2 separate regions of the Mus musculus genome follow, and region 1 is linked to region 2. The links are chromatin loops, found by intact Hi-C in ENCODE. Cell type or tissue: heart. All regions are shown on one strand. Links, peaks and the distances in the headings refer to the core of each region. The heading gives the core; the rest is flanking DNA.

Region 1 (9,035 bases), core at 2,341-6,340, 65 kb before region 2:
GCTTCTCAAAAAGACTGTGTAGGGCTGGAGAGATGACTCAGAAGTTAAGAGCAAGTGCTGCTCTTGCAGAGGACCCAGGTTCAATTCCCAGTGCCCACACGGTAGCTCCCAGTCATCCATAACTCCAGTTCCAAGGGACCCAGTGGACTCTAATGGTCTCTGCAGGTACCAGGCACACACATGGTTCACATACATGCATGCAAGCAAACACTGATAGACATAAAACACAAATAAGTGAACCTTAAAAATAATGTGTACATTAATAAGTCATCATACAACATCCTTTAAAAGAATTGTAAATATTAGTGTGTGTTTCTGGCATTTTAACTTGAACATACGATATTACAGCATAATGTATTTAATAGACATGAATAGGAGATACTGCAGCTTAGTGTATTTAATAGCAGTAGTGGCAAAAGATCAAGAATATGTTTCCATTGTTTGCAAGATGATACTGAACTAGCTTTCAGTTACAGACAGTAAAAAAAAGAAAGCTAAGTACCACTCCCTGACCCCTTGACTTCCTTCCTGGTTCCTAGGTGCACCAATTTGTGGGCAGGCTGCCTCAAGGGGCATCCTTATTAAAACATAGAAAAACTGTTTCAAGCATGGGGGGCATCCCTGTTTATTTTCCCTACCCAGCAATAACCCCATGATCACTGGGAGTAACACAAATTCATACTAAGAACCTTCCTCTGTACACCATGAGCAGTCCTCATGCACCCACGCACGCACAGCCATGGTTCTTTCTTGCATGGCTGTTCTTTCTTGCGTGGCTCCCCAGCTCCACGAGCCTCGTTGCTGAATTAATCCACCCTTTCCTGGTTATGCCACAAGAGGTCCTTGTTGCTCACTGACTGAATGAACTGGGAGCTTTTTCCTGGTGCACCTGCTGTTCAGCAAGAGACACATGCACCTGCCACCCAGGAATGTGTGGCCTCCCAGGCCAGAGCTCCGCCTCCATGACAATATTCTCAGCCCACTGGAAGTCCGCAGATGCACAGAGGTCTTGGATGGTCCTTTGCAGCTTCACCCTATTTACTGCATCCCATGCTGAGAGCTCTGCACTTTCCCTTCCTTACCCCTATACACATGTGCACAATTACCCCGGGATCCCTCTCTAACACACTGACTCTATCCTTCCCTCGAGGCGATAGGCATCCTACAAGCACAGCTAACCCCATGTTCAACTCTGTATCACTCCAGGCATCAATTTGTAGAGCTGAGCAGAATCCAGAAGTGCAATGTGCTGTTGTGGTTGTTTTGTTTTGTTTGTTTTGTTTTGTTTTGTTTTGTTTTGTTTTCATTTAATTGGGAGATTTCAAGTTTTCCCTATGCTCTATTTTTTTCTTTTTTTATTGGATATGTTATTTATTTACATTTCAAATGTTATCCCCTTCCCCAGTTCCACCCCACTTCCCAGAAACCCCCTTTGTCATCCCCCCTGCTTCTTTGTGGGTGTTCCTCCACCTACTCACCCAGTCCCTCCTGCCCTCGAATCCCCTATCAAACCTTCATAGGACCAAGGACCTCTCCTCCCATTGATGCCTGACAAGGCTATCCTCTGCTACATATGCAGCTGGAACCATGAGTACTCCTTGGTTGGTGGCTTAGTCTCTGGGAGCTCTGGGGGGGTCTGGTTGGTTGATATTGTTGTTCTTCCTGTGGGGTTGCAAACCCCTTCAGCTCCTTCAGTCCTTTCAGTCCCTCCTCCATTGGGGACCCTGCACTCAGTCCAATTGTTGGTTGTGAGCATCTACCTCTGTATTTATAAGGCTCTGACAGGGCCTCTCAGAAGACAGCTAGATCAGGTTCCTTTCAGCAAGCATTTCTTGGCATCTACAATAGTGTTGGGGTTTGGTGACTGTATATGGGATGAATCCCCAGGTGGGACAGTCTCTGGATGGCCTTTCCTTCAGTCTCTGCTCTACACTTTGTCTTCATATTTGCTCCCGTATTTTGTTCCCCTTTCTTTTTTTTTCCAGGTTTTTTAAAAATATTTTTATTAGGTATTTTCCTCATTTAAATTTCCAATGCTATCCCAAAAGTCCCCCATACCCCCCCCCCACTTCCCTACCCACCCACTCCCACTTTTTGGCCCTGGCGTTCCCCTGTACTGGGGCATATAAAGTTTGCAAGTCCAATGGGCCTCTCTTTCCAGTGATGGCCGACTAGGCCATCTTTTGATACATATGCAGCTAGAGTCAAGAGCTCCGGGGTACTGGTTAGTTCATAATGTTGCTCCACCTATAGGGTTGCAGATCCCGTTAGCATCTTGGGTACTTTCTCTAGCTCCTCCATTGGGGGCCCTGTGATCCATCCAATAGCTAACTGTGAGCATCCACTTCTGTGTTTGCTAGGCCGCGGCATAGTCTCACAAGAGACAGCTATATGTTTCCCTTTCTAAGAAGGACTGAAGCACCCACACTTTGGTCTTCCTTTTCCTTCAGCTTCATGTGGTCTATGAATTGTATCTTGGGTATTTGGAGCTTTGGGGCTAATATCCACTTATCAATGAGTGCATACTATGCTCTACTTTTTAAGGTTATAGTTCATGTCTTCAATAGAAAAAATTTTTACCTTTCACCTTGTGGCTATGTGAATTATGAGCTTCATTATGTGCCACACACAGCGCTAAGACCAGAACAAATTCCGTCCTGATCTCCACATTCATGTAACACAGGTGAAGACATACTAGGTATGTATGCAAGTCAAAAATAGTGGCAAGCAGCCTGAAGTAAAGTTGCCCCTAAAATAGAGACAAAGCCTCTTTTTAGAACATGGGACCAGTTACCCCCGGAGGAGAAAGGACGAGTCAGCTCCAGCATCATGAGAGAGAAGCAGCCAAAAGGAGAGAATTAAAGAGAGGATGGAGGAAATGACGTGGATAGTAATGATGACAGTAAGACATGGCACACCAACAGAAGGAACTGGTAAGTGACAGTGTCACCAGAGTGGAGCAAACGGAGTCCAGTGAGGATAGCATGCACAGCCACAGTTCTGAGTTTCACATCATGCACCCCAACCCCGCTCATCTCCCTGTCTCTCCATATCTACCCATAAGAATTTTTTTAAAAATAAATGTAATAAAGCAAAGCATAAAAAAAAATCTCTTGTGGTGGAAGCTGTAGTATGTAGTGTGCCCCACAGTGTACCCTTTTGTCCACACGTCTTTCCTTGCAAAAGTTCATTGCACTGAATCATCAGTCTGGTTCAGGATCTTTGGCTTCTGCTACTCTATCAATACTGGGACCTCACTGGGACTCCTCGAGGATATCCTATTGTTGCTCTGTGTCATGAAGATCCTGGAGTTTCGGATCTGCAGGACTGGCACCTTCATGTGCTCCAGCAATTCATAGATGGGGTAGATGTTTGGGTGGGCCAACTCAAAGCCCTGGATCTGGGCCTGGGTGGCAGCTGAGTTGATCAGTGCACCGGCGTCACCAGGGCGAGCTCTCCAGCACTGCCCCAGCTAGCTCACCCAATGCTGCAACCAGCAAGGGGCACAAGGTGCAGGGTCTGCTCTCCTAAGTGTAGCAGCTGGTAAGAGGTGGGGCCTGATTTCCAGAATACTGAAGTCAGGGAGGGGTGGGACCAGCACTGCACAGCCCTTGGACATCAGTGTGGTCAAAGGTAGCAGCCCAGATCAGGGATACCTTCATGGTCTTTAGTGGTAATATGGACCATAGACATCAACACAGATCCCTGTTGCTTCATGGCCACAAACCCAGACATGGACTTCAGTGGCAGCATCAGCTGGGATTTTACCATGACCTCAGGTGGTAAGGCTAGCTACTCAGAGTGGGCTATTCCTCTCTACACTTGAGTCTCCAGTTCCACCTCTCTTCAGAATGTTCAAACTGTTTCAGTTCTCTTTTTCACCCATCTGTCCACCACATACTTGCACACTATAGTGGCAACCACTGAGGGCAGGCTATGCACCTGGCTGGCCTCTGGGTGTCCTCCTCTGCCTGCAGCTGTATAGTGTGGTAGCCAATGGGCCTCTCAATAAGGATCATGAAGGCCATGTTACCATTGTAGGGCTTGGGTCTGATGCTAAGATCCTGTTCCCCAGTTCTTCTTGATTCATCAATAAAGACACCAGCAACCAATGACCGAGGATGAGGTGAGACACTAAGAGTTGCTTGGGAGAATGCAGGGAGGGGGTCGAGGAGAAGCGGGGAGTAGCTGCAGGAGATAAAGCCATCCAGCCATGTGAGTTTTCTGTTGGAATGGCCAGTGGCCACTCTATCTGATTATGTCTGGGGTGGCAGGAGAGGTTTAGCAGTGCTCAGTCATTGACTTAGCAAAGGCATTTTAAAATTAACAGGCGTATGTGTCTGTGTTTTTCATCCATGGATCCAATATCCTCTAGGCAGGGGCTGGTAGCGCAGCTGATCCAGACTTAAGGTGTTGTAGCTAAAGCTACATGCAACATACCATGACCTTGAATTTGCTGTCATCATGGAACTCAAATGTATTCTATATGTTAGGAGAAACCATAAAGTTATTTTAAGCAAGGAAATGGTGTGATGTGGTTTAGCAGGAGATAAGAACACAAAGAATGACCTAGAAAATTAAGAGAGGAAGAGAAAGGGAAGTTAACAGGCTGTAATGATGTTTGGATGAAAGGATATTGACTTGGACTAGGTCACTGAAGGTGAACCCAAGGTCAATGATACAATCGAGCAGAACAGCAAGGTCCTTTCACCCTGTGGAGCTGGTGAAGCTGGGAGAGCATGAATCTGGAGAGACACTGTTTCCCTGTAGTGATCTGCTACCCAAGCACAAAGCCAACCAGCCCAGAGGGGAAGCGAGCAGTAATAGGGGTGATACAGAAAGCAGGCCAACTTAGATATTTCAGAGAGAAAGCCATGGGGCCTAGTGATGGTCTGTACCTGACTTATCTTTATTGTTCATGAGCACAATTTGTTCCAAGTTTTCTCAAGGACAGTCCTGAAACTTGTATTTTCTAAGTATGTATATTATAAGTGACAATTTACCCTTGTGTAGACCTCTAGGTTGTATATCTTCATTGTGCAGCTCAAAGGTGGAGAAGAAATCTGATGTGAGCTTCTTCCCCTCCCCACATAGGAGTTAATACTTTATATGTAAAGCATACACACCAATAAACTCTATATGCTCCTTTTAAATCTTTTCCATTTAAAAGTTGCACCTGAGGGCTAGTGAGATGGCTCAGTGGGTAAGAGCACTGACTGCTCTTCCAGAGGTCCTGAGTTCAAATCCCAGCAGCCACATGGTGGCTCACAACCACCTGTGATGAGGTCTGATGCCCTGTTCTGGTGTGTCTGAAGACAACAACAGTGTACTTATTTATAATAATAAATAAATCTTTGGGCCAAAGCGAGCAGGGACTGAGCAAGCGGGGCTGACAGGAGTGAGCAGAGGTCCTAAAATTTCAATTCCCAACAACCACATGAAGGCTCACAACCATCTGTACAGCTACAGTGTACTCATATACATAAAATAAATTCTGAACAGTATAATAATAATAGAGAAATCAAGTGGAGCACAAGCAAGGAAGCAAGCATGTTATACCTTCATTTTCCTCTGTTCTTGACTATGTGTGTGATGTGACCAAACTACTGCAAACTCCTACTGCTCTTACTTTCCCACAATGGCGGGCCATAACCTAGAGCTAAATAAAACATTTCTTCCCTGCACTGCCTTTTATCGGGATATCTTATAAGACTAACAAAAATGAAACTGAAACAATGAGTGAAGATTAATGCACGGTACAAGCAAGTAAAACAGAAAGGCTCTTTGCCCTTCTGGAGCTGGTTAGTCAGAAGAACATGAACCTGGAGACACTTTTTCCCTGTGGAAATTTCCATGCCCAAGTATGAAGCCAGTCAACAGGGCTGGGGGCACTGGGAGACTGATTTCTGGTTATTTCTTGAACTTCATTGCTGTCTATCAGTTTGTGCTGGACACAATGCTGTTCCTTGGTTAACTCTGTGTGTGTGTGTGTGTGTGTGTGTGTGTGTGTGTGTGTGTGTGTGTGTGTGTGTGTAAAAGAGTCACATTCATTTTTTATATAAATAAAATATCTCTTAAGATTTTTCTTGAATGGAATACATTTTCTACAAAAAGCTCTTGCTGCACATAATTCTGTACATTAATTTTAGGAGCTGAAATTTGTGGGATGTGTTTGATATCTGTCGTTCACATTTGTTCTAGTCTTTCATATTCATTTCTTTATCTTTTGATTTAGTGTTCTAGGAAGTCTATCTTCAGTTTGCTTTTTACTCATTCAGTTGGTTCTCTCCCATGTCCATTTGTGAGTCATGACTACATCTTAAATTTTAATTCAATAACCTCGTATTTTAGCCTAATGCTTTGATCTGCTTGGATCATCTCCTTTGTAATATATATTTTTTCTAGTCACATAAGTAAAAAATTTTTCCAGTGTGTGGTAGCATATGGCACTTTCAGATAAGCAAAATATGAAGTTGTCATTCTTTTTTCTGGTAAGTGATCTTATTAGTCATATTAACATCTCTTAGTTGGCACTGGTTTTTTTTTTAACATTTTATTAGGGGGGTGTTCACACACATGTGTACATACAAAAATGTTATGGCCTGGGTGTGTAGGTCAGAAAACAACTTGAAAGAGTTGGTTGTTTCCTTCTACCATGTTAGAACATGAGATCAAACTCAGGTTTGGTGGCAAGTGTCTTTATTCGCTGAGCCATCTCACCAGCCCTACATGCACACATATAAAGAAGACCTAGCAAGGCTCTGTCACACCCTTTGGCTGTAGGACAAAGAGTAATTAATCTCAAACCAATCAGGAAACTTCCTTCCTGCTAGCTAGCTCTCATAGTGCCAGCAGATGCTGTGCAGGTTGCCAGGGGAGAAAGGTTATCAGTGGTCTTACCCAGCACAGGACCAGCATGCTACACTACTGATCTGCCAGGCAGGTCATACCCACTGCCTGCACTAGTGGCATGACTGTCATAGTGGTAATTAACCACTTTCAGTTTGAATTGAGGATCTGCTTCACAGAAAGGAATTTCATACCTAGTACTGTAAATCTTGGTTAGGAGCCCAAAGAAGGGGAGGCCATTGGGTAGTGCCTGCAATTACTATTTTTGATTAATTATGGTCATGTTGTCAATTTCTTATAAATATTTGTTTATACCCAGGAGGCCTGAATGCTCCCAACATGAGTCAAGGAAACGTGTTTTCAACGGTGGGCAACAATCAATGCATTAATCAAAGTGTTGAGATAAGTCCTAATAGGACACACACAAACACATCCCTATATCTCAATAGGGCTCAGAGAACATCATGGAAGAGGATGTGGGAAAAAAATTAAGAGCCAAAGGATGGAGAGAAGCACTGTGAAATGCTACCTTGCGAACACGATATGGCTATTACACACATGAACTCACAGCAGCTGTGTTATACAAGATCAAACCAAAATTCCACCATAGATGGAGGAGGCCATTCCATTGATCCATCCCTTACTAAGGAGCTATTGGTGATTGATAGCTGCTAGGGAGGAAGAATCACTTTTTAGGGTGTCACTTGTAAATTTCCCGTGCTCCAGTGGATGGCCCCAAACCACATATGGGCAGTACAAATTGGACTTATTGAACTGAAGAAGAGAAAGAAGAAAGAAGGAGGAGGAGGAAGAGGAGGAGGTAGAGAAAGAAGAGTAGGGGGAAAATTAGTGGTGTTGGGGAAGGTTATGGGAGGAGCTGGAGATAGGAAATGAGGGTTATTATAACATCTCATTGTCAACATGTGCAAAATTCTCAAGAATAAAGAAAATTATAGTAAATGCATGAGACCTAGACTAATGTCTGGTACAAGCTGTCATTCAAAAAAATGTGCAGATAAGTGGCCATATAGGAATAAGTTCCTGCCCTTTAATGTGCTTAAAGTCTTCTTGACCAAAAACCAAAACACACCACACACACTTAAACACACACATACACACACACACACACACACACACACACACACACACACACACTAATGCTATTAACTGAGAGCAATGGTAAATTTGTATCAGATAAGGAATTGTATGAATTGTAACAGATCCATGTGAGGCAGCCCACATGCTGACAGGAACAAAAGTAACAATCTGAGCCATACAACAGGCATGGGCAGGTCACTTCATGCTTGAATGATTGTAAGTCTCCACAGAAGACCCAGCGATCAAGCGAAACTTTGAAAGATTGTGGCTCTAAAGCAATGGGTGCTATGGATTCTTCCTCCCAAGAGCATCCCCTCAGATTCCAACTACCCACAATGCAGTTCATTCACAGCTACAACATCAGCGAACATCAGAATCAGCCCATCTTCTCCAGCCGGAAGAAACATGTACAGATCAATTGAAGAAACTGGATGAAACAGGTGTTTAGGGGTTGTGGAAGGATGCCTGGTGTCTCTGATACCCCAGACTTCTCCAATCAGGATGTGTTCTGGTACCAAATCTCTGTCATACGTGTCTGGAAAGATGCTGACATCAATAAAAGTTTGTTATTGAGAGCAAAGACGCAGCTATGACTCAAACGGGACACAAGAGGAGACTTCAGACACTCTGATTCCTCCCATTTCTAGTTGCCTTCAGCTTCTCACTACCCAAATTATTCCAAAACACCTAACCTGGGGGTTATCCCCACCCCGCCCCCAGATAGGGAATCTGAGAAGACTCAGAAAACTGACAAAAATCAAAAAAGAATCACTGTGTGTGGTAGCTTCTAATCCCAACACTCAGGTGACAGACGCAGGAGGATCTCTCTGAGTTTGAGGCCAGCCTGGTCTACATAGCAAGCTCCAAAACAGACAGAACCATAGAGAAATACTCATTCTTGGATAGAGAGACAGAGAGACAGAGAGAGACAGAGAGACAGAGAGACAGAGAGAGACAGAGACAGAGACAGAGAGGCAGAGAGAGAGAGACAGAGAGAGAGACACACAGAGAGAGACAGAGAGAGACAAACAGAGACACAGAGAGAGAGAGAGAGAGAGAGAGAGAGAGAGAGAGAGATTTAACAAATC
Region 2 (9,035 bases), core at 3,169-7,168:
TGCTATATATTCACATGCCAAAAATAAATGAGGATTAGGGTCCAGGTCAGTGGGAAAGCATTTGCACTAAAAAAATAAATAAAAGTAATTATGATAGAACTAAGTTTAGTTATAGACAGAACTTCATAAGATACTTTAAGAAACCAAGGTATCAGCTGGGGGTGGAGCTTTAAAACTAAGTTGCATATTACTCAATGAGCAGAAAAAAAGTCTAAAGGTGAGTTATACAACACCAGAAATGAACAACCAAATGGCACACTTAAAAATGGTGAGGATGAAGCGGGGTGTGGCCTTTGGTCTCAGCATTTTGAAGGCAGAGCCAAGTGGATCTCTGTGATTTGGAGGCCAGCCTGAGCTCCTGACCAGCCAGAGCTACATAGTTAAAACCGTGTGTGTGTGTGTGTGTGTGTGTGTGTGTGTGTGTGAGAGAGAGAGAGAGAGAGAGAGAGAGAGATGGGGGGGGGGAGTCACCTGGCCTTGCTGGATTCCAGTACAGCAGAGAAAACAGGACCCCCAGCTTCCGTGAGAGATCATGCCTCCAAGAACTAAGTGACCGAGAACACCCAACACTCTCTTCTGGCCTCCACACACATCTGCTCATGCACACTGCACACCCACGTGCACAACCATATGCCTAATGTCACGTTCAAAGCAGTTTGCCAGCTGTGTTTATAAGCTTAAGGATAATAAATTCTTTGACTATAAATCAAAGTATAAAAGAAAGGTTTGCTTGTTTCCAGTTGGTTTTGGGTTTTTGTTTTGTTTTGTTTTGTTTTTGTTTGTTTTGTTTTTGTTTTTGTTTTTTGAGACAGGGCTTCTCTGTGCAGCCCTGGCTGTACTGGAACTTGCTCTGTAGACCAGGCTGGCCTCGAACTCACAGAGATCTGCCTGGCTCTGCCTCCTGACAGTACTGGGATTAAAGGCGTGCGCCACCACAATGGGCTTCAAAGGCTTTTCTGGAGAAGAAACTGGTATCCTTGAACAAGGGGAGGAACTGCAGGGCACTGTCCCTTCTCTCTGAATGACCGACAATTCTGTCATCTCTCCCACACTTGAACAGCGGCTACTGGGTCTGGTTTTGCTCCAATGGGTTTATTCCCCATCCCACAGATATCAAGCGCCTTCCTTTTTGGAACCTTAAAGAAGCAGGTCAGCCTCGGTTTCTCACCTACATCCATCTGCCTTGCAGGCTAGCCGAGAGCTCAACCTTCCCTGCTCCTCCTACAGGCAGGAGAGGAGGCACGGTTCCTGTCTAACTATGAAGACTGTCTCCTTAGAATGGTTTATGATCAGAAAAGGAGGCAACCAGGTGCCAGAAACCCAGAACCTCCTCCCCCTCCCCCTCTTACTGCAAGAACAAACACTCTTGCACCACAGACTCTGGCTAACCAAGGTCTAGGCCTCAACCCCAGAAGAGGTCATGGTTTCTTTGAAAAATAAACCTGTGAGTGTGACTTCAGAACCACAGGTTTTATAAACCATGATGAGGCTGGGAGAACACGTCTCAGGCTGAAACTTGAGGCCCGGTTACCTCAAGGGACGGGAGCTGTTTTAGCAACCAGAGACTCACAGCTGCCAAGTCTGAGCCATGGGACTAGAGTAGCCCTGACAGGAACTCATCCCTACAACCTTTGTGGATGCTCTGAAGCCCCAGGAACCCGACTCCCTCGGGATTAGAGAGGCTGAGAACAGTTCCTATATGGCCACACAGGGCCTCAGAGGTGGCAAAGGGGGGAAATTTGTTCCAATATTTCACTTGCAAATCCTAACAGGGGTATAAATTGAGAATAAGAAACTTAGCTGCCCCTGAGATCATGAAAGTTAGGCAAATGAATCCATTTGCATGGCAGCCCTTGTCTCTTAACGATAATTTAGCATACGCAGGTTCAACTGCCCCAGGCCCCCTCCTGACATCCTACAGGATTGCCGGGTCTTGACAGACCTCCAGGTCAAAAGCCTTGGGTGGTAACTTACCTTCCTAGCAATAATTCTCTGTAGAGCTTGCGTAGATGCCAAGGTAAGCTTAGCTTTGAGATGCTGGTCTTCAAAATATGAAAGGTGGAAGCTATGCGCATTGACTCCCAAAGGCTTCATAGCTACTGACTACTGGGGATTTCCACGTTAGGGGATGTGGAACAGCAGAGAGCCGTGGCCTTTCACAAGGCATGGTAGTTAAGGAAACCCTCAGAGGACACTCTCCCCAAACCTTCTAAAAATGGCTCAGTTTCATGCAAAGCCAGCTTTTTCTAGTGATTCATAAAACGTCTAACTAAAAGTGACCTCAGATGAAGGCACACACTCCAGATTTTTTATTATTATTATTATCATTAATGAACTGAAAAACTAATGGGGAAATCCCTACTAAGACTATGTTCCCAATTTTTGGTTGGGGAGAGCAAACACTTTTAAGAATGAAGAGTCCAGGCTGAAGAAGGGTAAGAGAGGAAATGCTAGAGCCTCCCCCAATGAAAGGGGCAAGCCAGTCGTCAGTGGGCAGAGTCCACAGGGCCAACCATTAAACAAAACTGTGCCACGAACAGCAGTTGTGGAAAACAAGGACAAAACAAAACAAAAACAAACAGAACAAGAGGATTGTGCCTGCCCTCAAGGGAAAGAGAAAGAGCCTCCCTCATTTTGGCCAGAGCACCCTATGATGGTTAACCCCAGGACTATATAAGGAAGCTCTCCCGGGGCTGTTAGCAGCTGCTTCTCTGAAGGCAGCATGGTCTTCCCTCAGACTCCACTGTCACAGGGACTGGACCCACTGCCAATTCCTCTACACCAAGCCCCTGGGCTGACACACACCAGGTATTGGCCACAAGGGGGACCAAAGGTGGCATCTTGGCTCGCTGGTGGCTGAAAAGTCTTCACCACACCACTGGTAAGCATGTGGCTTGAAGCAAAAGAAATGACACTTGACTTTCAAACTAGAAAACTGTCCATCCCCACGCCCGGCCTTCCAAGCTGGAAGGCCAGCGTCAGCTTCCTGCTACTCACTCATCGTCTCACTCGGAAAAGGCTGGGGAAGGAGAGCACGGAGAAGTGGACTGCATAGCCCTGACAGCAACAGTTTGTTTCTAGGGGTCCACACGTGAGAGCTGAACACACTTGGCTCTGCACAGCTACCACAAGGCACGCTGGCTTCACACTCCCATCCCCCTAGGCACAGACAGTGCAGTGCCTGCAAAGTAAACGCAGTGGTATAGCGGGGAAAGCTTCCCACGTTGGCCTGACTCAGTGCAGGGAGTGGGGGATGGGGGAAGGAGAATGACAGTAATAGGCCGGCCCCTGGAGCTGAAGCCTCATGTCCTTTCTAAAGAACAGCTGTTCCCAAACTCAGTCAGGTCTCCCACCCACAACAGCCAGATGCCTTGTCGAGGCAGATCCAGGAAGGGCTGTGTCCTCCAGGGTAGAGGCAGAGGCTGCTCCCCAGATGCAACCCCACACATAACAGGACCCAGTGGTTTGTCTACGTTCACACTGGTGTGGCCACTTTCCCTAACCTCCTTCCTACTTCGCAAACTCTCCACCTACAACTTACCCATTCGGGCTTACATACCTGCTTGCTCTCTCGTCATTCAGAGCCCTCTGTCTTCCTGTCTCCAACCCAGCCAAAAGAAAACCCTAGTTGCTTAAATTAACCCGATGGTAGACTTAACCCTCAGCAGAGACCAGAGGAGCAAGACACAGGCCAACCCTAGACCCTGGCCCCTGCTTGGGGGAGCAGTCCCTAGAAGGAGAAGCTATGTTTATACCAAGCTACCCTGGCAGCGTACTACAAAAGACATTAAATCTGTGGTCTCCTGAACCTCCCACCACACCCACAGGGACTAGTCTATCCTCACAGGGACAGAATCCAGTGTGTTTCCCTTATACCCAGGGGGCTTCCTGTGCACTCTGAAGAAGCCCTAACAGTAGATGCAGGAAATCAAACCTACAGACACCCAATCAGCTGTGTGGCCTTGGACAAAGTGCATCCTGTGCCTGAACCTCTTTATAGATAAAGGAAAAGTGGAGCAATACCTCAGAGGACTTACGCTGGGATCAACCCAGCACCAGTACTTCACTCAGTGAGCACCCAAGGGTGTCAAGAATTCCCCTTGACATCCTCTTCAAGTATCCCCAGACCATTCAACCCCAACCTCACACCCAATGCCGTTCAAGTCAGCTCAGTAGAAGCTAGCTGGGTTAGAGAAAGAAGGGCTACCAAGCAGTCATGGGAGCTGACAGACTGGAATAGCTCCTGCTATTCCAGAGCACCCACACCAAGTGGTTCAAAGTCCCCGGTAACTCCAGCATCCAGGGGATCAGACACCCTCTTCAGTATCCACGGCCGTCTGTGTAGATGTGCCTACACTAATGCTGTCACGTGGAAATGACAGCAAAAAGAAAATGTTTACCACCCCCAAGTTAGAGACAGAAGCCCATAGGGGTGGATGGAGTTGGGGGGGGGGACAGAGGCGTGGCCAGCCCTTCAGCCTTTTTTCAGTCATCTTCCTTGGAAGCCAGTACTAGACCTTGTAAGCTGGACTGAGAAAAGGAAGCAAAATACAGGGGTGATTAATACTGGTGCTCTGAGATGAGGAAGCTGGAAGGCAGTTCTCTGTGTCAGAACACTGGTTCCCAAAGGACGCACTCTGTTGCTGGAACAGTATGTACATATATCATTGTCCGCAGTAGGAGTTTGCGATCGGGAGCAAGAGCCATGGGCTACCAGGCTGGCCCAGTCTCATCATACTGGTCCTCAAGGAAATCCTCCAGGCCGTGTAAGAGTGGTCCCAGAACAAGAATAGGGGAGACAGAATGGCTGGCTTCAAAGAGAGACGGGGGCCCAGGCCAAGGAATGCTGGCAAAATAGGATGTGGCCCTGCAGAGATAGTGAGGCTCTACCAGGCTTCTTTCCCACGTAACCAGCAAGTAACGTCACAGCTACAAGGACCTTCTCAAGCTTCTCACTTAGACGGCAGCTTCTGACAACTTCCTTTCTACCAGCCCCAACTGCTCCCCCACCCTGGACCCATCGCTCTGACTCCCTTGTAAGTGCAGACAATGGGTTCTTTACAAGCAAGAGTGCTCGCTGGGTGATTCGACAGTGCTCCAGGTAGGGGACCGTTCTCAGGTTGAGTAGCAGAGAGAGGATCCCTGATAACTAGGGTGGGTGGCTGGTAGAAGCCAGAGTGCTCCAGGCCCCCTGGTCCTGCGCTCTAGTCTGAATGGACAGCTGTGAGGTTGTAGGCACAGTGCTTCCTGCTCTGGGTTGGAAACTAGCCACGCTGCCCTGCCTTTCTCCCCTGCCTGGGGACAGAAGTGGCAGCGTCAGCAAATCAGCTCCTGCTCTAGGCTCTGCCAGGGAGATTCAGCTATCACAGGCTTTCTGAGGAGACTAGCTCACTCAAAGCACTTTTGTTTCTGCCTGGCCTGTACTGCCCCCTTCTGGACTCTAAGATAATACGCCACCCTGTTTTCCTGGCTCCAAAGGAGACGTGCTTATTGACACAAGCCCTCGTCTACGAGGGGCTATTCCCATGCTGATGTAGCCAGGAGGCTCTCTTCTCCCTTCTCGGGGCACAGGGCTCTGCCACCCGTCACAGGAAACACTCTCCACACACAGGCTGGGAGAACACAAGTAAACGGTCAAGGGCCCAAGCCTCAGGAAGAAAAAGAATGAAAAACTTTCAACTATTAAATTTGTTTAGTAAAGACAATTTTGCTCATACAAAACGAGAGTTTACAACAGTCTGAGTGTTGAACACACCATCAAAGACATGGGAGGAGCTGCAGACATCTGGGCCCTGCCCCAGGCCCAGGGATGCCCAAGAGCCCCTCCTCCACCAACCCCTGAGGGAGACACCCCTCCTCCAGCAGGAGGGGCATGGGGGACCATGGCACAAAGACTCTTCCCCGCCTGCTCCTCCTCAATCCTGGGGAGCCCCCACCCAGGTTGAGTAGTTAGAGGGTAAGGTGGCTAGTGGGCAGGGACAGAGTCAAGACATCTTTGGTGCGAAGACTGTCCCATCCACCAGACCACATGGTGGAAATCCAGGAAGACCACACGTGGTCCTGCCCTTGTCGAAGGGAGGTTGGCAGGTACCCCAGAGATCAGGGGAGATGCATGAAATGCAACTGCCTTTCCAGGCATAGAACCTTCCCAGGCTCACCGTGGGAGTGGACAGCCCATTGAGAAATGGCTAAAAATTTCAGAGAACTCGACAAGAGTGGGTTAATCGTGGCAAGAAGGGCAAGCAGAGGCTACTCAGTAGATCAGTGCCTCAGGGATCTGGGACCAGCAGGGAAAGGGGTCCTGAGGGGACCCAGTCCTCCTGATGGCTGTCAGTGCCCCCCAACCCCTCACTGCCTCCCCTGCCCAGCTAACACAGAGGCCACAATTACCTGGCTCTGGATCTAGACAAGCTACCTAGGCATTTAGGCAGGCTCAGTTCAAGCAGGAGTCCCTGTAGCCCCGCCTTCCCTAGACCCTCCAATGCCCAGTCGCTGGCATGGATCCAGGCATACACACACATGCACACACATGTGCTGCTCTGTTGTGCACACTGGTGATGTCTAAGGGCTTCAGCGGGAGGCAAGGGCCACCTACTGCCACTCTGCTGCCTTCTCCCTGGAACTCCCAGATTCTAGAGCCAGTGAGGACCCCACGTTACAGTGGGAGGCCAGAGGAGACAGATAGGGCAACCTAGGGACTTTCCCTATAACAACTTCCACAACACCTGTGGATAAGCCTCAGCCTTTGTAGATGGGAAAGGACCTGGGGAAGGAGTGAGGAGTGGGGAAAAGGACAAGAAGACAGGTTCCATAAAAACTCTACGCCAAATTACAGATAAAATGCAAAGGAGCAACGGGCTCAGGAGCACCTTGCCCCTCACACATCCTCCAGCCCCCACCTCGGGGGAGCCAGAGCCAAGGGCAGAATAAAGCCGGAGGCATTTCTGGGCGCCACGCAGCCCAAGAGAACAGGAGGCAGCATTGGGCAACTTGTGTCTCTTTGTCTAAAAAATATATTCATGTAGAGTTATTGCTTGTCCTCCAGTGGGTGGGAGACAGAGCGGCTCAGTGGGCGAGAGCCGCATCCTCCACAGCACGAGCTTTCTTCCGCCTCTTGAGAAGCAGAGGGTTGGATGCGTCTTCTATCTTCTTTATCTTGATCTGCTCATAGTCAACACGCATCGTGGCCAAGGCACTGGTCATCTCCTCCTGGGAGCAGGGAAAGAGGGCAGAGGAGAGACACAGGCAGTGAGGGACAGACAGACAAGGCAAAAAAAGGGTACAGTGATGCATGTCAGTTGTGGGTCCACACTGCCGACAGACGGCATCATCCTCCAGCACTGGCCACTGTGTAGCTATTCTCCCAGGAGCCCTCTGACAAGCTCACAAAAGGGGAAAGAGTCCTGGGCCAGCCATCCTGTAGGCCCTGCTCCAGTAAAGCCCTGTCTGGGGCTTTAATGCCCTCATCTGAAAACTGAGGGGATAGCACCTGATGCCATTTCAGGACCACTAGAGAGCCCCAGGGAGAGGAAGGCTCATAGGAAACAGACGGCAGTCTGGCCAGAACCTTTGCCACAAGCCAGTGAAGGCAATGGCTCCCAGTCACCTTTTGGTTGCTATGGAAACACTGGGATGAAGAACACAGATCCAAACTGTTCCTGCCAGGCCAGCACTCCTGCTGGGGACTTCCTGTGAACTGCCTTCCCAGCTCTCTTCCTCAGTGGTCCCTCACCTTGACATCCTCCCATCGTTCCTTGTCCTCCTTCAGGACACGGCTGGTGTGCAGTGGAGTCTGAGGGACCTTCGTAGATTGCTGAGGAGAGAGAAGTGGGATCAAGTGACAGTCGAGCATACTGAGCAACAGTCCCTTGCGCCCAGGTCTCCCCAGCCTGCAAAGCTTACCATGATCCAGGGGTGGTTCATGAATTCTGTGATGGTCATTCTCTGGGTGGGCTCTGTTTTTAGCAGATTCCGGATAAGCATCTTCACTATGGGGTGAGGCAGAGGACACAGCAGGTCAAGGGACAGGGCAGTTCAGGGGACTGAGACAGACAGCTCAGGGATCGAGACAGCTCAGGGGACAAGGACAGCTCAGGATCTATAGTTTTCCCTGCACTCTCCTGCATGAATCAGGCTCAAAGGAGACTGAATGAAGATAGATACCCAAGGAGCAATGGCTCCAAGGACCAGCATGCTGGACAAGCCCTGCACATACACATGGCTCTGACCATGCCTCAGGCACTTCCCACAGGCAGAACACACCTAGAAGGCATAGGAACAGGTCCAAGTCCCCAGTTCCAGCACACATGTGAAAAAGACTGATACCTACACGTGCGTACGCTCGCACACACTCACTCTTTCCCCTGTCCCCGAAGGCCGGTTCCTACCTTCTTCTGATACTTCTGACCACTCCGGGTTAGGAAATTCATACTGGCCCATTCGAATACGAGTCTTCATGCCCGGAGAGATGGCAAGGCCGTGATTGGAATAGAAGGGGGGATACCCACACAGCCTAAGGAAGAGAAGGGCAAAGCGGGTGTTATTTAGAAACCCTGCACCACTAATCAGGTAAGAAACAGACTCTGCTTGTTATAGTCCCAGAGAAATCGGGACTGCAGGACCCAGGAGTCTAAGTGCCAAGGATGTCACCTAGACGGCTAGCCCATTAGCTAGTTTCTACCACCACTTAGCAACCAGAACCCACCAAGCATCAAGTGAAGCAGGAACTCAGAATTCCCAGGGAGCCCCCATCCGAAGGGGAAATGCTAAAGCCTCCTCTTGTCCTGCAGTGGTAAAGCGTCCCCAGCTCCCTGACGCACTGCAGCCTAGCAGCCATCCCACACCACACACCAGCCCACTTACAAAATATACATGATGACACCCAAGGACCACATGTCACAGGACTTGTCATACTTCTCCGGGCCCAGGACTTCCGGAGCTGCAAAGCAAAGATCACTGTGGGTTGTCCTGGCTCTTTGAATGCTGAGACCTCCCCTGCCTCAGAGTCCTTCATCCCTTCATAAAGAAAGAGAGGC

What was found. Hi-C counts contacts between places; a loop is a spot of excess contacts. Peaks named below come from ENCODE experiments on the same cell type or tissue, not always from the same donor. Only the 100,000 strongest peaks of a DNase experiment are listed, where the experiment ranks them.
Region 1: it touches region 2 in a loop (3-fold over the local background); 28 of 42 quality-filtered maps call a loop at or near these places.

The regions. Positions count from the first base shown.
Region 1 is chr1:130,983,765-130,992,799 of GRCm38, forward strand. No RefSeq gene overlaps it. Among named protein-coding and RNA genes, the nearest start is that of Gm41952, 25 kb to the left of the region's middle. In heart, for the core only: a CTCF peak has its summit at 3,948; no DNase peak of the experiment used is centred there.
Region 2 is chr1:131,048,027-131,057,061 of GRCm38, forward strand. It overlaps Mapkapk2 (MAP kinase-activated protein kinase 2), which reads right to left. Exons shown (of 10, transcript NM_008551.2): 6 at 8,863-8,938; 7 at 8,388-8,512; 8 at 7,903-7,988; 9 at 7,733-7,813; 10 at 5,674-7,209. The coding sequence ends at 7,066. Among named protein-coding and RNA genes, the nearest start is that of Il10, 33 kb to the left of the region's middle. In heart, for the core only: a CTCF peak has its summit at 5,438 (motif pointing left); DNase peaks (open chromatin) are centred at 5,335 and 6,425; H3K27ac peaks cover 806 bases.